Linked DNA regions of Homo sapiens: regions 2 and 3 are each linked to region 1. The links are chromatin contacts, found by Hi-C or POLR2A ChIA-PET in ENCODE. All regions are on one chromosome and are shown on one strand. Each heading gives the region's core, a stretch centred on a gene start or an enhancer-like site at or near the end of the contact. The rest is flanking DNA. Distances are from core to core; before and after follow the strand shown.

Region 1 (3,765 bases), core at 809-3,308:
CCCAACTACTCAGGAGGCTGAGGCAGGAGAATCGCTTAAACCCGGGAATCGGAGGTTGCGGTGAGCCAAGATCATGCCATTTGGGCGGCAAGAGCGAAACTCCATCTCAAAAAAAAAAAAAAAAAATCCACAACTGGCTGGGCACGGTGGCTCATGCCTGTAATTCTTGTTTCGGAGGATGCCTGTTTGGGAGGATCGCTTGGGCCCACAAGTTTGAGACCAGCCTGGGCAACATAGTGAGACCCCGCCTTTACAAAAAATTTAAAAATTAGCCAGGTACAGTGGCATGCACCTGTGGTCCCAGCTATTGAGGACACTGAAGTGGGAGGGTCACCTGAGCCCAGGAGGTTGAGGCTGCAGTGAGCCATGATTGTACCACTACACTCCAGCTTGGGTGACAGTGAGACCCTGTGTCAAAAAAAAAAAAAAATCCAAAATCTCACCCAGACCAATACTGTATCAGAATTATCATTTTAACAATATCTCCAGATGATTTATATGCACATTAAAGTTTGAGAAGCTGGCCAGGTGTGGTGGCTCACACCAGCACTTTGGGAGGCCGAGGCAGATAGGTTACTTGAGCTCAGGAATTCGAGACCAGCCTGGGCAACATGGTGAAACCTTGTCTCTATAAAAAATCCAAAAATTAGCCCGGTGTGGTGGTGGGCACCTGTGGTCCCAGCTACTCAGGAGGCTGAGGTGGGAGGATGGCCTGAACCCAGGAGGCAGAGTTTGCATTGAGCTGAGATTACACCACTGCATTCCAGCCTAGGCAGCAGAGCAAAACCCTATCTCAGAAAATAAATAGTTTGAGAAGCAATCTTTTTTTAAATGAGTGAAGAAATCAGACCTAAGGAGAAATCTGATGAAGCCAGAGCTGAGTTAATATTGATAAATGGATGCAGTCAGGTGGTCTATACTTAATTTTTGGTGAGGGGAAGGGACAGTGGAGGCAGTATTGATTTTGAGGAAGCCAAACAGGACAGCCTGATGAATTCAAGATTTCCAGCATATATACATCTTCACCAATCCCACCACCTTGCTCCAGCCTGTCATATCACTGTGTCTACATAAAAAAAAAAAACAAAAAAAAAACTCCAAGGCCAAACTCTCTGACCTTTCTTTCCTTCTAAAGACCAAGCCCTCCTCACTAGCCCCCTGCCCCTCCTTAGTTAACTGGCAAAGAGATCAAAGGGCAGGCCTTCTGACTGGTGATGCCTCAGCTGTAGCCCCCAAACTTGACTCATCCTTTTATTAGTCCAGGTACCACTTCTTCAGAAAGATGACCAGCCCTCACTGACCTTCCCCTTCCTGCTGTGCTCCAGGCCATCAAGGCATGTGTCACCCAGGCTGGAGTGCAGTGGTGCAATCTCCGCTCACTGCAACCTCCGCCTCCTGGGTTCAACCTATCCTTCCACCTCAGCTTCCCGAGTAGCTGGGTCTACAGGCGCATGCTGCCGCACCCGGCTAATTTTTGTATTTTTAGTAGAGTCTAGGTTTCACCATGTTGCCCAGGCTGGTCTCAGACTCCTGGGCTCAAGCTATCCACCCGCCTTAGCCTCCCAAAGTGCTGGGATTACAGGCCGTGAGCCACCGCACCCGGCCTTGTACTGTTACTGTTTATGGGAGGCAGTACACAGCTGGGCTTAAGGGCACAGTCCTGGAATCAGATGCAGTCAGATTTGAATCCCAGCTTCCCTTCCTGCAAGATGTGTGACTTTGGCTAATCATAGTGCTTTACTATCCAAAAGTTGGCAAGGAATGGGTGAACTAATACAGGATAAAAACGCTTGCCCTACTTCACCTGCCCCCAGCTCCCGGCTATAAACAGTAAATAGCTGAGCTGCTGCAGCACTCAGGCAGGTTGGCCAGCGCTGGGCCAGCAGGAACTGGAAGCTGGTGTGGGGCCTGGGACTTTGGACGCATTTCCAGCTTTCTCTGAACCGGGCTGGCTTCCTAGCAGATAGGGCGGGACCGTCGGGTTGAGTGACGGCCGGTGGCCCGCCCTGGGCGTGACGTTGTTCTAGTGTTGTTGCCAGCAGCTGCACGTGGTCGGCTGAGTCCGCCTCAGACTCAGAGCTGCGCTCCTCGACCTCAACGCCAGGCGGTTACTTTGCTGCTCCTCCCGCTCGCTATGTCAACGTCCACTAGCTGCCCGATTCCCGGGGGCCGGGACCAGCTGCCCGACTGCTACAGCACCACGCCGGGGGGCACGCTATACGCCACTACCCCCGGAGGTCAGCGGGCCGGGCAGGGGTCCGCAGGCTGCGGACATATTAGCGCGTGCGTGTTGTTGCGGGGCGGGGGTAGGGGAGGGACAGACCTAAGACTTGTCCGCAGGCCCCTCTACAGGTTGTAGCTTTGGGGGAGAATGTTTGGAGCGGAAGCTCAGTTCCCAAAAACTTCTAAGTGATGCAACAAGGCCATGAGCCTAGCTTCCGGGTGTTTGGGCTGTAATCCTTCACTGTGGCCTGGGTTCTTGGAGCCTTACACACGCTCCTTACCCCTCGCGACTTTGCTTCCTAGGAATAGGGGCCAGGGCCCCCTACTGAGCGTGACCTCAGCCGGAAGCACCGGGTCTTGAGAAGTGGAGTAGTTAGAACAGTTGGGGCAGTTGCTCCGTTTTTGTGCTGCTGGCTGGCGTCTGTTTGGTTGGGCGAGCAGCCTGGGATCACGAGCTGCTGGGCTCCCGACCCAGGGATTCCTGCCACGCGGAAGCGGAGGGGAGGAACAGGGCAGGACCCTTTGAGGACATTATGCGGGCCAAGTTCCTCTGAGCTAGTGTGAACCTTATAGGACCTGGGAGGGGTCAGGATTAGAACAGTACGTTTCTCCTCCCTGCAGGAGATAGCCCAGGTAACAGCACTGGGTGGAACCCTTCACAACTGCTATTTCACTTCTTGAACCACCTGAGGCTGTTAGTCTAGGTCTCACCTTCACTGGTGAGACCAAAGCAGAGGTTTCAGAGTGGTAGAGGAGCAGCATGAAGTACCTGAACTCAAAGTTTGGTGTTCCTCTTAGAGCCAAGATCTGAAGCTCTCCCAAACATAAAGCCCCTGCCTATACCAGCTGGGATGCCCCCCTTGCTTTATACCCACATCTTGGTTAGGTCTGGAAGATTTTAAGCACTATGAAGGCTTGTCTGCTGAGAACCTAGCTGGGCTTCAGAGCCGATGTCCTTTGATACACAGGGAAATTTGACACCACCCTCACCTCCAGGCCCCAAAAGGCCTGAGTCTGGGACCCCAGTCACCTCGGTACCCAAGCTCCTGACTCTTACCTCAGTCCCAACCCCTTGACAGGCACCAGGATCATCTACGACCGAAAGTTCCTGCTGGAGTGCAAGAACTCACCCATTGCCCGGACACCCCCCTGCTGCCTCCCTCAGATTCCCGGGGTCACAACTCCTCCAACAGCCCCTCTCTCCAAGCTGGAGGAGCTGAAGGAGCAGGAGACAGAGGAAGAGATACCCGGTAAGGAAAGCAGGAATTAAGAATTGTCCCAGCCTTTGAGTTCAAATGCCACTGTGACACAGTGCGGGGGTTCAGTTCCAAGAGGGGTTTCTGCACTGATGCTGAGCCTGCAGATCCTCAGACCAGCAACCTGTCTTCCTGCCTTTTCTCTCTCCAGATGACGCACAATTTGAAATGGACATCTAATCCAGTGCAGATGACCTGGCATGTGGAGTTACAGAGGGATCCCTCATGCCACTGCTGCCACCACCTCTTCCTGGGGCATCCAAAGGCCAGCTGGCCTCATCTAATC
Region 2 (3,765 bases), core at 859-3,358, 490 kb after region 1:
AGTTTATACAATTATTGAGCTTTAAATTAATAGAATCATAGAAAAATTTGTTTCTGATTTTTTTCCTGCTAAACATTGCATTATGTCTGTGAGGCTGATACATATTGTTGCATGTAGTAGTTTTTAAAAAATTGTCATTGCTGTGTATGTTACTGTATATGGCAACAACAACATCTTTATCCATTTGGATTGCTTCCAGGTTTGAGCTATGATGAACATTCTTGTCTATGTCTTTTTGTACATACACGTAGGCATTTCTGTTGGATGTATACCTAAGAGTGCATATCTACGGGTATGTTTTATTGAACTTTAGTAAATTGCTGCCAGCTTTTCAGAGTGATTGTAACAATTTACACTCCACCAGTACTGTGTGATAGTTGGAGTTGCTTCATCCTTTCCAAGGCTTGAAAATGTCAGCTTTTATTATTTATTTATTTAGCCATGCTCTTGGATGGATACAGGCTTTTAGTTGTGGCTTAAATTTCCATTTCTTTAACAGTTAAGGATGTTGTAAACCTTTTCATATGCTTATTGGCTATTTGGATATTCTCTTTCATTAAGTGCCTGCTCACTGACTTAGTACTTAGGTTTTAAAAAGATAATTCTTGTTTCTATGGGGAGATTATATTAGCCAATACTACTAGGCACTTGTTTGGATCTTGAAACAACATGAATAAATTTTGGGTGTATGCACTGGAAATTTACAAGTGCTCTTTTACAGGGGAAATGCTACAGAAACACAGGTGTGCTGCAAAACACCATGACAGTGCAATTTATCTGTAAAATTGGCCATGAAACTGTGAGTCAAATCATGCATTCTGAAAAGTGTTGATCTATCTTAAGATATCTTACTGTTGTCCTCTCCAATACCAACTCCAAGGGAATATAATACTATCTTATGAATTGAATTTATTAATAAAATGGTGTCCTTTAAACACAAGCACTACAGAAATTTAATGACTGAAGGAGAGAAAATGCAATACTGCATAAAATTTAGTTTAGTGCCTCCAGAAAAAATTAATTTTACTAGTTTGAAACCGAGTTAGACGAATTCTGAGACATAAATATGTGAAGGAGAAAGGACATGCTGAATTAATGGGAGTTCTGGCTGCCTGCCAGGGGGATTCTACAAAGTCTTACAATACAAAGTAAATCATCCCTCTGGAGCAAGTGGTATGCCCCTCCAGAATGAGGAGGGCTCCGCCCAACAATAAATTAACTTTGTACAGCATGCTTTATTGCTCTGCAATGCATTCTGGCAGGCTTGCTTTCATTGTCTCTTCCCTTGGGCTGGCTTGCTTTGCTTGTCTTTTAAAGATGACTCAGCCAAACTTTTAGTCTTTGCCCTCATCTTCTCCCTTTCCCTACTCCTCATCCTCCAATTTTTCTTCCCAGAAAGGCAAAGCCAGAGCAGAGCCCCTCCCTTTTGGTTATTGTTCCAGCTCACTGAGTATTGGCCCTGAGACGTAAACGGTTTCTTTCCTCTTTTCCAACTTCATGGTTTACATTCATTTTATTAGGCTACCTCTGGCCCTCTCAGTTCTCTGAAGCTAGTGATCCTAAATATCTATGGCGTCTGGGCATGGGGGTGCTTTTCATCCCCGCTTCCTACTGCAACAACCCCTGCAATCCCCTCTGCAGCCCCAAGCAAGGAGATCCGTGTCGTCAGGAGTGCGGTGCAGCCACACATCCAAGGCTGACAGGGCGGGCACTCTGCCAAGTCCTGCGCGCTGCTCGCCTTCCACAACACCTTCCTCAGCTTCGTCTGTATTTGAAGAGCTTAGTAAATTAATTTCCCAGGGGCAGAGAAGGGAGGAAGAGGGAGTGTCTGAGGGCTGAAAAATGCAGTCGACTCGCCCTCTGCTGGTTAAAGATCCGAATTTGTCGCCGCCAAAACAACGGGGAATGAGAAAGCAATCCATATGGTACGGAAAAATTACAACAAAAACTCGGCTTAATTTAACCCACCTGTGAACCTTAACTGCCTACTGTTCCTCTTTAGCGCTGCTTACTTCCCCAGCACTGAGATTTAATTAGATTGATTCTAAACGCTAGCCCCTGAACTCATTTTCATTTGCCCCTGGTTTCTGCCGTTCTAAAACGCAAATAATCCCCACCCACAAGTTCTCTTCTTGTCTAATTAGTCGCTAAGCAACTGAAGATAACAACTAAACCATTACTTCTAGAACACACTCGTGTTTCACTCCAGTGTCTTTGCCTTAAATAGTAATTTCAAGCGAACAACAACAACAAAAAAATCAGCTGCTGTTTGTGTTTCCGAGATTAATTAATTGGAAATCGAGAAAAAGCAAATGTAGTCCGTCCCAGTGCTGGTGTCTTAGGAAAGCTGACAGGCAGCTTTGTGCAAGCCGAGGTATTGGCCGCCATAACGCACACTGACTTTTGTACCGCCTTTGCTGTCTTACGCATTTTGTCGGAATAAACCAACACACGGAGGTTGGGTAATCTAGCCCCTTTACCCTGTACAGCAAGACAGCATTTACGAGTCACTGAGATTCTGGAGAGTAGAGAGAGAAAAACAACCACAGGATTTTGCAATATGGTGTATTATTTAATATCAGTCTGTTCCTCCTCCAGGCTAAAAATCCCAAAACAAGGGGTTCCTACCCCCCTCCACCTCTGGCATTGTAAATTAGCCAGTCACGCGACCCTTGGAACCAGTTGGGATTGGCCATTTCCTTTGTGTGGTGAAAATCTCTGCAGCGAGTCATGGGACCGAACTGGGCGGTGTCGCTGTCCGTGGCCATGGTGCTGAACTCTGGGCGTGGCCAGAGAGATTTCCTTTACATGACAGCTTCCGGTAGGGCGGGGTCGGGGTCGCGTTCCGAAAAGTGGATCCACCTGCCACCTGGTGGCAGATGAGGAAAATGCTATTGATAAAGTGTAAAGGGTTCTTTGGATTAAGACTTAAAACTTAAAAGACACAAATTGAAGATTTGGGGCGTCAGGAAGTGGTTTTTTTGAGAGATCTGCCTATTTTTAAAGAGAAATGGAAAAATTTAGAATTTTCAGAGTGATCTCTCGCTTCTACTCAAAATAATTTACGAATATGTTTAAATTTCTCCAAGCATTTTTTCCAACACATCTTGTAATCAAATAGGTATTTTTAAAGTATCTGTATATATAGGTATTTAGAAATATTTACTAAAACTTCCACAGGGTATATTTTACTGAAAGAAATACTAAGGAAGCACTATGTTGTTAGCCAAAAATATTCCAGGAAGCTTAGCCGAGAGTGCTACTCTGATCTCAGTTTCTGGAAGATGAAAAGTGTGACTATATTTAGGAATTGGTAAGAGGTGGTGGGAATTCTAGGATGAAAACTCTTGTTTTTTATTTTTTCCAAGCCTAATACATAAACTATCAGAGTGCTAAAAATACAGAAAATTTATGGTATGTTTATTACTTTTAGTCTGTGTATATTATTTACACTATTTTACACAGTGATGATTAAGTTACTGTGAATTACATACATCCAGCTTCAGAGGAGGAAACCTTAAGTTGCTTTGTAAGTACAGATCTTGATAAATAGCAAGAAAAAATAGGGGAAATACCTTGTTCAAGTGTTGTTTCAGAGTCTTACTGTATGTTCAGGTGTATGGGTTACAGTGTAAAATCAATTCTAGCAAGTTGAGAGTGAAATAAAATTCTTTCCCAAGCAAACAATCTTACCACTCTCAGAAAAAAGACCCATCCCAGGGCACATTTGGTTTTATAAGTCAACCAGCCCAGTTAGTATTTCCT
Region 3 (3,765 bases), core at 320-2,819, 260 kb before region 1:
CAGTGGCATGATCTTGGCTCACTGCAAGCTCCACCTCCCGGGTTCATGCCATTCTCCTGCCTCAGCCTCCCGAGTAGCTGGGACTACAGGCGCCCACCACCACGCCTGGCTAATTTTTTCTATTTTTTAGTAGAGACAGGGTTTCACCATGTTAGCCAGGATGGTCTCGATTTCCTGACCTCGTGATCTGCCCGCCTCGGCCTCCCAAAGTGCTGGGATTACAGGCATGAGCCACCACGCCCAGCCCAGCCCAACTGATGATCTTAGTCTTCAGTAGTAACTTGATTCTTTGTAAAACCTTACTGTATATTTACAGGAAAGAGAGCCCACATTCATGCAAAACAAGGATTAATTCCAGGTCTTTTACTATAGAACCCTTCATGTCTAAAATATTCTTACTGGATCCAAGAGATGGGTGCTATTTCAGATAAGATTATGGTTTACAGAATATTTTTCTCAGAACTAACTCATATTTGTATTTGAAGAGAAGAGTTGTTTTGAACAGTACTAAGTCTCAGTAATGTTATGTAAAAACTATTCTAAAACAAGGTGCAAGAGTCACCAAATTATGTCATGACATGTGTGATTTTACTGAGAAAGTCTTTTAGCCATGGAAATAATTTTTTGAGTAAAATATACATTTTTAAGTAGCACTGATAGCTGGCCAATGAGTACTATTCTCAAATAAAAGGTCATCAGACATCATCTTTATTAGTGTCTGGGAAAATTTCAAAGCTAAGATTAGAGGTCAAGTCATTACTTATGTGGCCTTTAAAAATAAAGTATCTGAACAGATACTAAATCTCTTGAGCAGAAAATAAAATTACTAGAAAGCAAGAACACTCAACAACAAAAACACGTTTTTCCATGACCACATATCCTTTGAGGTAGCTATACTGGACTGTGCCAACTTCAAAGGCCAGAGAGATTCCACCGAAGCTGGCCAACTTACTACTACAAACCTAAGGACATCTCAGCCACGCAAGTTTTAACAAGGATGAATGTTGGGTAAATGCAAATGTCTACCTCAAAGAGTAGTTACACAGTAAAAATTCAAACACAAAAACTTATGGAAAGTTTGGTTTAGTCCTCAATTTAAAAAATGGCAAAGATATATTGTATGAAGACTGGAAAAGGCTCCAAGAAACATCTGATTTCTGAAAAAAAGTCTTTGGAAAACATCTTTCTTATTGTTTAAAAGGGCATTGGATTATCAGATACTATGTGAAGAGAAAGGATTTATCATGATAATATAAGTCTTATCATAAGCAAATATTATGTACACAGTTGCTCAATGTAGAGAATCTCATAGTCATTCTGCCTGATTGTTTATGGAAAGCCAAATAGTAAATAAAGAATTCTGGAGTTCAAAATGTACCAATAAGGAAAAATAAACCATGAAGAGGGAAAGTATTCTCTCATGACAAATAATATGCAGATAACATGCTTAAAATACTCAGGATTATATAACCTGAATTCGAGTTGATGCTTTGCAAAAGGCCTCTTCTTTGACCTGGAAATCAGTGCCACGTGCCTCTGCACTGTCCACTCTCAAGGACTTGTAACCTGCTATTTCACTTCCTCATTTATTTGTAATTATGCCATCTGAAAACATAATTCTGAGACTTTCGGTTTTGATTATTTGAGAAACATCAGACTCCGTTTTCTAAATCATCCTGCAGTTTGGTACAACTTCCACTTTCTTATAACTCAGTATGAATCAAAACCATTGTTCACCTGCCCAAAACACAATCCCAGATCACTTGCACTGCTGCATTTTGGACACAATTTCCAAAGTATGGTCACCTAGACATATGCTATTCAGAAACAACAAAATGCTTATGACGAGTTCACTTTGGGTGGGAAATTTTTAGAGGGTGTCTAAAAACGTATCCTATTAGCATTTAGGTTTCAGGGTATTCACAAATTAAGCAGCATAGAAAAGACATAAGAATGAGCCTATCTTCAGGAGAATGGCGTGAACCCGGGAGGTGGAGTTTGCAGTGAGCCGAGATCGCGCCACTGCACTCCAGCCTGGGCAACAGAGCGAGACTCCATCTCAAAAAAAAAAAAAAAAGAATGAGCCTATCTTGCTTCTTTGCCTAACTCCACTGGTGAGGAAAGTTACTGAATTTTTACGTCGTAATTTTTAGCGTGGAAGCAAGTAGAAATAAATTGAACTTCTTTTTTTAAAATTTTTTTAAATTGAATTTATTTCTTACTTTAATCACTTCCTTAGTAAGGAAGTGATTAAAACTTTATGGCACATCCACATTGTGGACTGCTCAGTGAGTTACAGACTTCTGTTATTGGCATAATGAAGAGTAGATACCCTGAACACTCCTGATTAGAAACAAAGGAAAAAAAAATTTTTTTTTAACATTTTGTTGAACTAACACAAAAGGAAGGATTCCACAAAGGTCCAAAGTGAAGTGAAACTGGGAATTCAGGAATGTAAGACAGCAGTAAATTGGCTTTCATCCTGAGAGTTTATGCTGAATCCTGGAGACCTTAAGTATCCACACTGGCACAGAAATAGGATACAAAACAGGAGATAAAACCAAGGGGGCAGCCAGGCATAATGGCATGCACCTGTAGTCCTAGCTACTCAGAAAGCTGAGGTGTGAGGATTGCTTAAATCCAAGAGTTCAAGTCCAGCCCAGGCAACATAGCAATGCCCCATGTCTAAAAAATAAATAAATTTTTTTAAAAAAGAATGACTAATTAAATAAAAAACCAAACCGAAATTTAAAAAAAAATATTTTTTTTATTGACATGTAAAGATGTCAATATAGTAAGTTAGTAAGTAAGTAAAAACTCAAGTTTAAAAAATTAGCACGTCAGCCAGGCGTGGTGGTTCACACCTGCAATCCCTGCACTTTAGGAGGCCGAGGTGGGTGGGTCACTTGAGTTCAGGAGTTAGAGACCCGCCTGGCCAACATGGTGAAACCCCATCTCTACTAAAAATACAAAAAAATTAGCCGGTGTGGTGGCGGGTGCCTGTAATCCCAGCTACTCGAGAGGCTGAGACAGGAAAATCACTTGAACCCATGAGACGGAGGTTGCAGTGAGCCAAGATCGTACCATTGCACTCCAGCCTGGGTGACAGAGTGAGACTCTGTCTCAAAAAAAAAAAAAAAAAAGAAAAGAAAAAAGAAAAATCAGCATGTCATTCCATTTTCAAGATGAAAAAATATGTAAAATAAAAAAGGATTTACACAAAGATGAAATGGGACTGGAAAAGAAAGAGAGAGCTTTTTAAAATTCATTGCTCGAAAAATGTTTCCTCTTGAATCCTCAATTTTTTTTGCGGGGGGGGGGGGGGGGGGGGGGGCGGGGGAGACAGTCTTGCTCTGTTGCCCAGGCTGGAGTACAGTGATGCCACCTCAGCTCACTGCAAACTACGCCTCCAGGGTTCAAGCAATTCTCGTGCCTCAGCCTCTGGAGTAGCTAGGATTATGGGTGCCTGCCACCACACCCAGTTAATTTTTGTATTTTAGTAGTGATAGGAGTTTACCATGTTGTCCAGGCTAGTCTCGAACTCCTGACCTCAGGGGATCCAACCGCCTCAGCCTCCCAAAGAGCTGGGATTATATATAGGAGTGAGCCACCATGCCCGGCCAAAGTTTTCTAAGTATGTAAAAAATTACCAAGTACAAAAATAAGACCTAGTCAGGTTAAATACCTTGCCCAGCTTGTATGTATTAGATTAGAACACTCGGTCTTTTTCGTACCATATTATAGTGGCTCTAATGTAAGTTATTA

What was found. Hi-C counts contacts between places; a loop is a spot of excess contacts on that map. ChIA-PET counts read pairs that join two places held with the same protein, here RNA polymerase II (POLR2A). Pooled maps may share reads with other maps.
Region 2: a map of chondrocyte shows a loop between it and region 1 (6-fold over the local background). The contact joins the enhancer-like site here to the promoter of EIF4EBP3 in region 1. A Hi-C loop is called at or near these places in 1 of 168 maps with a recorded cell type or tissue (chondrocyte) and 5 of 50 pooled maps.
Region 3: a pooled map shows a loop between it and region 1 (2.1-fold over the local background). The contact joins the enhancer-like site here to the promoter of EIF4EBP3 in region 1. A Hi-C loop is called at or near these places in 2 of 50 pooled maps. POLR2A ChIA-PET finds 5 or more read pairs at or near these places in 3 of 52 experiments (MCF 10A, activated CD4-positive, alpha-beta T cell and activated naive CD4-positive, alpha-beta T cell).

The regions. Positions count from the first base shown.
Region 1 is chr5:140,545,604-140,549,368 of GRCh38, forward strand. EIF4EBP3 (eukaryotic translation initiation factor 4E binding protein 3) reads left to right here and starts at 2,059. Exons shown (of 3, transcript NM_003732.3): 1 at 2,059-2,237; 2 at 3,303-3,473; 3 at 3,631-3,765. The coding sequence starts at 2,135. The coding sequence ends at 3,659. It overlaps ANKHD1-EIF4EBP3 (ANKHD1-EIF4EBP3 readthrough), which reads left to right. Exons shown (of 36, transcript NM_020690.6): 35 at 3,303-3,473; 36 at 3,631-3,765. The coding sequence ends at 3,634. RefSeq lists enhancers at 1,006-1,714, 1,715-2,421, 2,182-2,271, 2,422-3,129.
Region 2 is chr5:141,038,508-141,042,272 of GRCh38, forward strand. No RefSeq gene overlaps it. Among named protein-coding and RNA genes, the nearest start is that of PCDHB1, 11 kb to the right of the region's middle. RefSeq lists enhancers at 1,979-2,913, 2,109-3,512. Within about 2 kb of position 2,109, at least 14 of the 41 ENCODE cell types and tissues checked have a DNase peak (open chromatin) inside an H3K27ac peak, as active enhancers do.
Region 3 is chr5:140,283,287-140,287,051 of GRCh38, forward strand. The region is part of intron 2 of PFDN1 (prefoldin subunit 1); the gene reads right to left. Among named protein-coding and RNA genes, the nearest start is that of PFDN1, 18 kb to the right of the region's middle. Within about 2 kb of position 1,570, at least 4 of the 41 ENCODE cell types and tissues checked have a DNase peak (open chromatin) inside an H3K27ac peak, as active enhancers do.